Linked DNA regions of Homo sapiens: region 1 is linked to region 2. A link is an interaction called in ENCODE POLR2A ChIA-PET data of the cell type or tissue named here. Cell type or tissue: HepG2. All regions are shown on one strand. Each heading gives the region's core, and the rest is flanking DNA. Links, peaks and the distances in the headings are about the cores only. Region 1 overlaps ISM1 (isthmin 1). Region 2 overlaps ISM1 (isthmin 1).

What was found. Peaks named below come from ENCODE experiments on the same cell type or tissue, not always from the same donor. Only the 100,000 strongest peaks of a DNase experiment are listed, where the experiment ranks them.
Region 1: POLR2A ChIA-PET joins it to region 2 with 6 read pairs; 1 of 35 experiments calls an interaction of 5 or more read pairs at or near these places.

The regions. Positions count from the first base shown.
Region 1 is chr20:13,299,657-13,305,039 of GRCh38, forward strand. ISM1 (isthmin 1) reads left to right here. Exons shown (of 6, transcript NM_080826.2): 6 at 1-995. It also overlaps a transcript of TASP1 not described here. Among named protein-coding and RNA genes, the nearest start is that of ISM1-AS1, 63 kb to the left of the region's middle. In HepG2, for the core only: a CTCF peak has its summit at 3,159 (motif pointing left); a DNase peak (open chromatin) is centred at 3,175.
Region 2 is chr20:13,241,094-13,246,476 of GRCh38, forward strand. All of the region lies in intron 1 of ISM1 (isthmin 1), which reads left to right. It also overlaps a transcript of TASP1 not described here. Among named protein-coding and RNA genes, the nearest start is that of ISM1-AS1, 4.1 kb to the left of the region's middle. In HepG2, for the core only: a CTCF peak has its summit at 4,438; DNase peaks (open chromatin) are centred at 2,918 and 4,408.

The DNA of each region.
Region 1 (5,383 bases), core at 290-5,289, 59 kb after region 2:
TGCAGAGCTCCTTGAAAGTGCCCCTGGGGAGCGATGTGGGCAGAAGGATGGGGACAACTTGGAAGCCAGAAGAAGAACCTGGAAGCCACAGTGGGTGCGACTCAATTCACACCCGGATCCAGAGTTTCAAAGAGAGGCAAAGGGGGAAAGAGACTGAGGTTGTAAACGTTATAAGCAGTTTTTATATATAACTTATTTAATACAAATGTGACTTAATTAAGCGTAACCTTTTCTCTGGAGTTGTGGTGAAACTAATCACGTCTGTGAGAGATCAGAAAGAAAGAGACTTAGGGAAGTGGAAGAGAAAGGGAATTTTGGAATTTATTTCTTTAAAAATAATGCAATGGAAATATATCAAAACATGTAAACGCCCACCTTAAACCAAATGTTATTTGGTCATGAGGCACCTTGCTGGAGTCTCAGATTCCAAAAGTCTCTTCTTCAGACTGGGTAGGGAATATGATATTTTAGGGACAAAGCTGAGGACTGGTTTTAAATAGGCTTTAAAATAAAAGATCAATATTATCATAATGCTATCATTCTGCTAAACGGCCCCAAAACAGTAGAATTTCTGCTCATGTCCTAGCAGGTTCAGAAGACTGCAGCCAAGTTCAGATGTAAAAACAAGAAGTAGCACTTTTCCAAAGGAAAACAACAAAACAAATGGGAAAAAGATAATGGACCGCATTTCACCTATTTTAATACTATTTTAACAATTTTTTCATCTACCAATATATCCCCAATAAATAAATATAAAAGGGGGGGAGGGTCAATCTGGGGAATCTTAGTTTTTTATGTTTTAAGAAAACAAAAAAAACTGCATTATTTTTGTAAAGTATTTATTGAGTCACGGATTATTGTGCATCAAGCAATTGTTAATATGACCTGGTCCTATGGGGTAGAACTTAGGAAAAATAAAGTTGGTTCTTATTCAATATTTTACTTTGCAAAATTCTAGTAAAAGAGAGTATATAATAAAATCATAATAAAAGGTGTTACCTGCATCCTTCATTTATGATACAAATGCCATAAATAGCCCGTGTGAAGCAAGACTTCAAGGCAGGGGAAAGAAAATTTCAACCCAGGTGGGAATAAAAGGCTCATTCATTGATTGACATGATTGTGGGTGGTGTAAGTCATGGCATCCTTGGCACCAAAATCGTCTACCCAACCCCCAGGAGGCTGAGGCCCATTGACACATGTGTGACTTTTTGCCCGCCCAGACCTAAGGAAGCCAAACCAGAGCAAAGGCTTAAGACAGCCCAGATGAGCAGGGCCACTTCCACAGAAAATTCTGCAATTACAATTATAAGTAGAACTACTCATCATGAAAAGTATTCCTTTTCCCGATGAGAAAATCAAAGCTCAGAAAACATAAAGACATTGGACCCATCTTTCATTTCCTAGCCTAGTATTCTCTCTACTGTAGCACATTTTTGAAGTCCTTATATTCCCGGTACCTTTGGCATTCCTAACCCCACCCTTAAGTTATCCTGACACAATTCTATTCTTATGGAAAACTTTTTACCAGTCATTTACACATTTTTTTTTTGAGACAGTCTCACTCTGTCCCCCAAGCTGGAGTGCAGTGACGTGATCTTGACTCACCACAACTTCCGCCTCCTGAGTTCAAGCGATTCTCGTGCCTCAGCCTCCCGAGTAGCTGGGATTACAGGCATGTGCCACCACGCCTGGCTAACTCTTGTATTTTTAGGAGAGATAAGGTTTCACCATGTTGGCCAGGCTGGTCTTGAACTCCTGGCCTCAAGTGTTCTGCCTGCCTTGGCCTCCCAAAGCACTGGGATTACAAGCATGAAACACCATGCCCAGACATTTACACCTTACAATGAATTATTTACACCTTAGAAGGTATTGCCCATTCTCAGAATATTTATATTTAAGATCTGTGTCTAATCACGGAATGAGAAGACTTATTCACATCTGAAGCAATTTTTTGCTACAGATGAACTGAACTAGTAGGAAGAGAATCAATGCGTCCGTGTATCAGGCATATAGATTTGGTTTATAATAATGAGGAAATTTTTTTTGCAAAGAGAATTGGCTGGCAATGGAATGCATTGCCTTTGAGGTGGTGAGTATCCTGTCAGGACAGGTATTCAAGCAGAGGCTGGAGATTAGTCACATGAACAGCTCAACTGGGTGATCAGGAGAGACAAAAATGTATAGGACAAAACCCTCTGATGTGTTTGTTAAGTGTAAGCACAAAGTACTATGAAGAAATAGAGGCAGAAATCAGGGAAGTATCTGTTGGTTCTAATGAAGGAGTGGGATTTTATAAAGCATAAAAGAGCAAGGGGAAGTGGGTGTATTTGTAATAAGAAAATAGTATGGAGAAAAGCAAAGAAATAGGTAAGTACTTGGTGTTTTCTGAAAACCGGGAGTTTAAGGTGATGAGCAGAGGAACAAGAGTGGCAAGTTATGGAGCCATGTCTAAGGTATTTTTGTTAAGGATTTAGAGTGAAATCTCAAAGAGAACAGAGAGCTTTCTTACTACGGTGAAAATGACTAATGTGAGCCATGCTGTCCATGAGCTATTTGCCTTTTAATATCAGACCTTGCTGACCTAATGAACTGAGAGTTGGAAGGTGGGGTAAATTGGAGGGGAGGGCTCCAGGACTCTGCCTACTGAGAACACCCTGGTCTCCCATGCATCATCAGATGGTTCCAAACCTCTGGAAATTTGCTGAACTATAATCCACCTCTATTAGGATGAGCTAATTTTCAGTCCCAATGCTTTAGTGGGCCAATGAGTGATCTTCGGAAATCAAGACCTCATGCCTAGGTTGTCTAATAAGACTAGGAGACCCTTATCTCATTCAACACAGGGCCCCAAGCTGGTGCCAGGGCAACCCCAGGCAGTTCACTCAGTGGGCAGTAGATCATCTGCTCAAGGGCCAGCTTTGCCTGCAGCAGAGTAAGGAATGAGCAAGGCCACTTCCACAGAAAATTCTGTGGAATTCTAAGGAATGTCTGCAGTCTCGTTGCAGTCCTTGTAAATATGACCCCGCAGTAGCTGCTCAAATTTTTCTCTTTGAGTGCACTGCTCTTTTGCCTTCCCCTGGAAAGAGAGTTCTAGTAATTCAGTGGGCATCCTGGGTGCCACATCTGAACACAACAGTGGTAAACAGAGATGCCCACGGCCCTCTAGTGGCTGCACATGGGAAGGGTAAAGGAGAGGCCAGGGCAGCCTATAGCTTTCTCTTCGGACCCAGTTCATGTAACCGCCATGATTATAGTCTCCCAAGCACCTCAGTCTTTATGTCTTAGTGGCCAAGAGGGTAGAGTTCTCTGTCTTAACGCCGGGGATTAAAGAACAGCTACTATACAAGCCACCATCTTCTGAGCCCACACTTTGTGTCTCTGTGTTAATCATTTTACCACAGGAGACCGGCATTATTACATCCAGTCTATAGATAAGGAAAAGAAGCCCAACAAGGTTAGCTAACTTGTTCAAGGTCAGACCACTTGGTAAATGACAGAGCTCCTTGAAGCCAGCAGTGTCTGATCACCAAAGCCCAGGCTCTTAAACCTAACGCCTGTGCTCTCCTCTCCTCCTAACTCATCCCAAGGTCTGCTGGATCCATGCTTTTCTGTGACTCACTGCCTTTGCTTAGATTGTTCAAAGAGGATCTGGCTTTATCTCTATGTATTTTGCCCAGTTATCTCATAGTCCATAAAAGGATTTTGTGGTTCTATAGCTGAGCCCTTGCTCAGGTTGGGTAAGTCACAAAGCTCAACATTTCTAAAAGATAGCCTGATCCATGGGTGAAAACAAAGATGGGTCTGCTTTTCCCACCACACATAAGCCCTGTGCTAACTGCTGCCTGTTAGGTAGAGCTCAGGGGCAACATAACAGGCACCTAACCTTCCTACATGCCCAGGTTCCAGCACTGCACCTGGCATGCATAGTCAGGCAATGTGCAGAGGGCTTAAGAGTTTGAGGGTTCAGTGGGCCTGGACTCCAATCCTGACTCTCTCACTTGCCTGCTGGGAGTTGTCAGACAAGTTAATACATTGGCATTTAGTCATTTGCCAAATATTTATTGAGCATATACATACGCCAGATACCAGGGATACAGCGGTGTACAAATCAAAGTCCCTCCTCTTGGAGGGGAGATAGTGGATAAGTAAATAAGTGCAGAATCTGAGATTATGGTAAGTGATATAAAGTCAAGTTTTTGATCACACATGTATGATGTTACATTATTTAAGGTGATGCTGGTTGCTGTAACAAATAATCCTCAAAATCACAGTGGCTTAACCCAAAAAAACTCTAAAGAGTATGTTTCTAGCCAAGTGGCCCACCTCTAAGTGACAACCCAGGGACCCAGACTCCTTCCATCTTGTGGCTCTGCCACCATCAAGGTATGACTTTCTAGGATGCCCTGGGGTCATCTCAATCCCAGTCTGTTCAAAAGGTAGAAAGCAGGGAGAAAACTTGTAAAGTTTTTTGTAGGTTCAGCAGTGAAGTACTGTCCAATGCTTCCAGTCACTCTCCTCAGCTCTGCTACATGACACATCCTTCTGCAAGGGAGACTGGGAAATGAAGTCCAGATGAGGGGTCCAGGAAGCAGAGATGGCTGCATGAGCACCCAGTCAGTCTCTGCCAACTACCCAATCCACAAGACAGGAAAGAAAGGCAGCAGAAGAGGCTCTGGGTGGAATCAAAGTGGGCGGTCATGGGGAGAGGTCCTTCTCACTCCCCCACTGTCTTCCACATTGTACTATAGTGCTAAGCTGGACCCCATTTTCCTTGTCTATAAATTGGGGTAAGTCCACCTGTCCAAACTACCCATTGTCCAGTGCTTTTGCTGTCCCAAGCATCCCCTCAGCACTTTCCATATCTGTTCAAACCAGCCCAACTTTCAAGCAGCAGCTCCCACATGTCTTTGCCTGATGGCTTTTTCCATCATCGTGGAGCCCAGTGAGCTTGCACAGAAGACTGGAAGTGCTGGGAGTCAACAGACTGAGTGCCTGTCAGTCAACTGTTTGGTGATCTTGGGGGAATCAGTAAACCCATAAGACTCCACTCATTGGTCAATGAATACCCCAACTCCCTCACCCCTCGAGTGGGGCCATTGTGAAGTGTGTTTTATACCAGTCCACGAGCTCCCAGTGGGATTGAGTTCCAGTTGCCTATAGCAGTCACCTACTTGAAAACACACACTTTATTAGCTTCCTTGCCTTCCCCATCTCTCTTCCCCACTTCCCTACTAGTACTCGCTGGAATCTTCTACCAAATAAGCAGCTTGCTCAGCGCCATCTCTCAGAGTGTGCTTCCAGGGGACCCCAAACCAAGACATCACTTCACGCTTAAATACTTATTAAGTGCTATTCAAATATTATTGTTAATATTTGATAT
Region 2 (5,383 bases), core at 304-5,303:
CTGTGAGAACAAAAAAGATGAGGCCAGAGAAGTGCTCATTCAACTGGGCAACGCAGCCATGACTGGTGACCTGAATGAGGTCACCAACTGCTCTGCAGTTGCAGAGGCATCATGGGAACAGACTCCAGTGTCTATTGGGTAAAGGAACAAATGGAAGGTGAGGAAATGGAGACAGAATATACAAATAAGTCTTGCAAAAGTTTTACTATAAAAAGGGGAGATATATGAACATGTGGTCAAAAAAGAGTTTTTGGTTCATGTAAGATCAGAGATACCAGGGCATCTGTGAGGCTGATGAGAACGATCCAATAGAAAGGGAGAGATTGATGATGCAAAACTGAGAGAGGAGAAATGAGGAGTGAATTCTTCAAGAAGGCAAGGGGCTATGTGTGAGCATTGGCCTTTCACAGAAGCAGGAAAGCTTGTTCTGTGTAACAATTGGGAAGAGAAAGAAAATGAGCTATGCAGACAGGAGTATAAATAGAGTGATGGTAATAAAAGAGTTACCATCTCATGACTCCTGTTCCATCAGTGAAATATGAAGTGAGGGCAGGAGCACAAGTAGGACGTTTGAGGAGAGAAGATATAAAATGGTCATCTTGGATACTGGAGCAAGTAAGGTTGTGAAGGAAGGGCAGTTGGATTTTGGAACAGTGCTTAGTATTCATTTGAGGGTTTGAGGACATGAATCTAAAATAAAGCAAGTTTGTCAAGTTGGATGCTTTTATTGTTCCCATCACCCACCTGCTTGGCTACTAACCTACAGAAGTTGGATCACTGAGTTCAACCAAAATGGAGGTGTTGCCAGTCAAATATATAAGGAGAAGAGAAAGGGGCAAGCAGAGTTGAGGGCCGTTGCAAGGAAATGATTAAAATAAAAGAACACTTGTTGAAGAAGGAAAGTAAAAACAAGAGAAGGCTGAAGGGAGGTGAGAAAATGGCAGTGGCTTGGAGATCTCAATGAGTTTTAAAACTGGAAAAATGAGTTAAAAGAATGGAAAGTGTCTTTATGTAGAAGGTTTACTGACAAAAGGTCTAGGGAAGAGGGTGGTTGAGATGCAGTAGAGGGAAAGGGTATGGGAGGTGAGGAGGTCCAAGAACTGGGGAGGTCATCTACATGGATGTTGAAGTCACCAAAAAGGACAACAGGAGGTCAATGGTAAAGAAGACTAAGCCAGAAGCTGGGCTTTTAGATGAACGGAGAATGACCAGAAACTCCACAGAGCAGTTGGAACATCCAGCATCTTGAAAGGAGCAGGATTTGTTTGTTCAGTTTTTGTTTTTATTTTTCAGGAGGAAGGGGAAGAAAAAGTCAGGAGTTAGCCATGGAACCAAGAAGATCCAGGAGAAGGTTGAGGGGATGTTCAGAGAAGTGGAAAATGAGAGATTGATTATCATGGAGGAAAAGCCCGAGAAGGTCCAGTAAAAGGTTTGGGAAGGTGAAGGAGGACAGGCTGAGTCCAATTAAGTGTTCAGAGATGTGTAGAATGGAGAGCCTGGTCTCTTGATGGCAGCTGGGGGAGCCATGATGGGAATGGTCCTGCACTTCTCTTGAATGGAGGTGAGACTCTTTGCTCATTGGCATGATGGCTTCTAGGCTGTTGTTTCTATGCTTATTAAGGTTGGTATAAAAGCATCAGATGAGGGGTAGGAATTACTTGAGCCTTGATAGGTGAGGTTGGCAGCCATAGCTTAAGACATCGGGTTCCTTACTGTTCATGTGTGAAGTAGTGGGAGCTGGTAGTTATACAGATTTCACCTGATTTTATCTACTTGTTTTTGTCATATACTTAAATAGTCCCTACTGTGGGCCAGACACTTTTTTAAGCATTTGATTAATATTGACTTATTTAACCGTCAAAACAACACCTTGAGGTAGGCATTATTGTTATCCTCATTTTACACAATAAGGTTAAGTACCTTGTCCAAGTCACACAGATAGCAGAGGTAGAGGCAAGATTTGAACTTTGGCTGTCTGGACACCAGAGTCCATGCTTTTAATCACTGTGACTGCGTGGCTTGGGGAAGAAGTTCCTTGTCTATTACCAAAAAAGAACTCTTGCCTTGGAATTCAGAAGACATAACTTTGAGTCCCTACTCTGTCACTAACTGGCTGTGACCATGGGCACAACATTTAACATCTTTCACCCTCAGCTTTCTTAGTGGTCAGTTCCATGCAGTCATTCAGGGACCCAGGATGATGGAGGCCCTGATGTCTTCTTAGCAGTCCCAGCTCAGAAGTGACACACATCACTTCTGCTCACATAGATCATCCTTTGATGCGGGATGACTTGGAAATGTATTCCCTGATAAGGGTTGCCTCCAGCTTGGCACAAAGACACGTATTTTTGGTAGAAAGCTAGCCCTCTCTGCCTCATTACTCAATATGGCTTATGCTTTTAAGATTCTGCAGTGTTCCACACTTAGGGCTGTCCTCTTAGCTGTTTGTCTTATTCCTGCTTGACCTCTAGGTCTCTCTTATTATAAAAGCAGTAAAACGACCATCTGAATGCCATTGACTGCCATGCATCCCCTCACTTTTCAAATATAAGCTATGAATAAAAAAAAATTAGCCCTTCACTAATGCCAAAACCTAGGGAAGAAATTAAGCATGCCCAATATTTTAAGCTATATCCATCACCGTTAAGCATCTGTTTGCACTATGTCTATCCATTAACTAATCAGCAAAACATGGTTTCAGTAGGAATTGTTACAACCCATTTGATATGGAATGACAAGACTTAGAGGTTCAGAGTATTTCTGCAGTTAGAATAGCAGGCACAGTTTTCCTGAAATAGATATTTGAAGGGAAGATGGAATTGTTTCTCAATTTTCCACATAATATGTTTGCTTAGTGGAATGAGGATAGACCTCAATGCTCATGGTATTTGCAGAAGGGAGTGTTTGTCTATTACCACATCTCCAGTGTAGGCACTGGTGATTCATCTGCAGGTCAGAAAGAGAGCCCTGTTAGCCAGTTTAGGAAGGTCACATTTATAGACAAATCCAAACAAGGTACTTTGCTATCCTCTCTTTTGTTCACAGACAGACAAGATAAACCTAGGCAGAGAGAAAACTTGCCTCAATCTTGGATTAAATGCAGAGGTCTGCTTGAACATTCCAAGGTCAAACTAAAAGTCTACAAGAGCAGGAGACTTGATTCAAAACAGCTCGTCTCTGACTGGTTTTCATGTGGGCAGAGGGGACTCTCTCGACACTAAGATGACCACAGCTCACATAGAGGTGTCAGCTGAAATATGGAGGATTACCACTACTGTAGAAGATGTCCTATGCAAAAAAAAAAAAAACCAGCATAAGCTAATGAAAATATATAGTGGTCACTTATTCGGACATTACATGTCCTCAAGTCCTACAAATTATTTGGTAAGGCAGCTTTGTGATTTGTTTTCACACAGCAAGATGACTAGTGAAAAGAATTTAATGATAAGCAAACACATTGCATATAAAAACATATTAAAGATACTTATTTAGCATGAAGGCTTATTCCAGTTCACAGGCATGGTATTACCTTTACTATATACTTCCATAATTTAAACACAGATAAGGAGATAATGTGGTTTCTTCAAAATCCCTGGCCAGGTTTTGACCACATTTTCTATTGAGAAGACATGTCCCCCTTTTCATTCCCCTAGAAGCAAACTACCTATGCACAAGTCAAAAGTGAGTAAAATGTGTAAAAGGGAAAGGTGTGTTTCACCTAAGTGTCATATTCAGAAACATCTGCTTTGCCTGGTGTATATGGCATTAATTTCCTGCCAGTTTTCTATTGGAAGGCCCTTCTGAGTCTTCTGAAATTGAACATCAGGTCATGTTTCTTTAATCAACCTTGGAAACAATGAAAGAAAGGAGTGGTGGAGAGGTTTCTTTTTATAAAATGTTCCTAAAGTCAAAAAAGTCTAGAAGAAAGAACATGCACAACTTTGGACCATGAGTCTGGGATTTTAATACCAAAAAGCACTTATTCCCTGCCACCCCATGTTGGTTAAATATCTTCCTTCCTTCTTGTATTGGTTATCTATTGCTGTATAACAAATTACCCTATACTTATGCTACCCCGTAGCTGCTCAAAAGAACACACGTTTATTATCTCAGAACTTCCATGGGTCCGGAATTCAGACACAGCTTACCTGGATCCCTTGGCCCATGGTCTCTCACAGGCTACAGTAAAGGTAGCCCTCAGTTCCTTGCCATGTGGGCCTCTCCGTGGTGCAGCTCTCAGGATGGCAGCAGAATTTATCAGAGCAGGTAAGTGAATAAAGCCAGAAAAAGAGTATGAGCAAGACAAAATCCACAGTCTTTGTCACCTAATCTCAGTGACATTCCATCATGTTTGCCATACCCTATTTGTCAGAAGCAAGTCGTTTGCTCCATCCCACACTCAAAGGGAGGGGATTGCACAAGGCTGTGTATTCCAGGAGATGGGGTCATTGAGGGCCATTTCAGAAGCTGCCTGCCATACTCCCCTCCACATGTACCTGCCCATTCCTGTGTGTCCCAATAGTGATAGTTCCCCTGCACACTCTAGTGTAGTTACATGGGTCCTTACTTTTCCAGATTTCCTTAATTCCTTCATTTTATTTCATTTCTCATTTCTCTCCTTTCATGTCAATTCAAAATAATACTTAGTTTCATCTTCTAAACTGTTGCTCTCCTCTGCTCACAAACTTCCAATCATTCCCCTTTCCATGACTCAAAACAGATACTGAGGAACTCCATATCTGGAACTGACCCACCTTTCCTGCTCCTCAATTTATAGGCTGCATTTTCAGCCAAATTAGACTCTCACTATTCCTTGTACCCGCCCACTCCGATGTTCTTTGCCCTCTTTCCGGTTGCAAAAATTCTGGACAGGCCACAAAAGCTTTTCTGTGGGCTGGGCGCTGTGGCTCACGCCTATAATCCCAGCACTTTGAGAGACTGAGGTGGGCAGATCACTTGAAGTCAGGCGTTCAAGACCAGCTGGCCAACATGGTGAAACCCCGTCTCTACTGAAAATACACAAAAAAGAATTAGTCGGGCATGGTGGCACACACCTGTAATCCCAGCTACTCGGGAGGCTGAGGCAGCAGAATCACTTGAACCCAGGAGGCGGAGGTTGCAGTGAGCCAAGATCATGCCACTGCACTTTAGCCTGGGCAACACAGCGAGACTCCATCTCAAAAAAAAAAAAAAAGCTTTTCTGTGAACTGTCGAGGTAGAAATGGGCCCACTTCTGAACCCTCACAGCATGGTTCATCCACTGAGTGAATATTGCATTCTTCCTGCTCCCTGCCTATCTGTGGGTACGAAGCATCCCTACTGCCCACTCTGCCTGCCAGGACAGAGGAAGGGCCATGTGACCAGCAACTGTAGCTTACTCCTC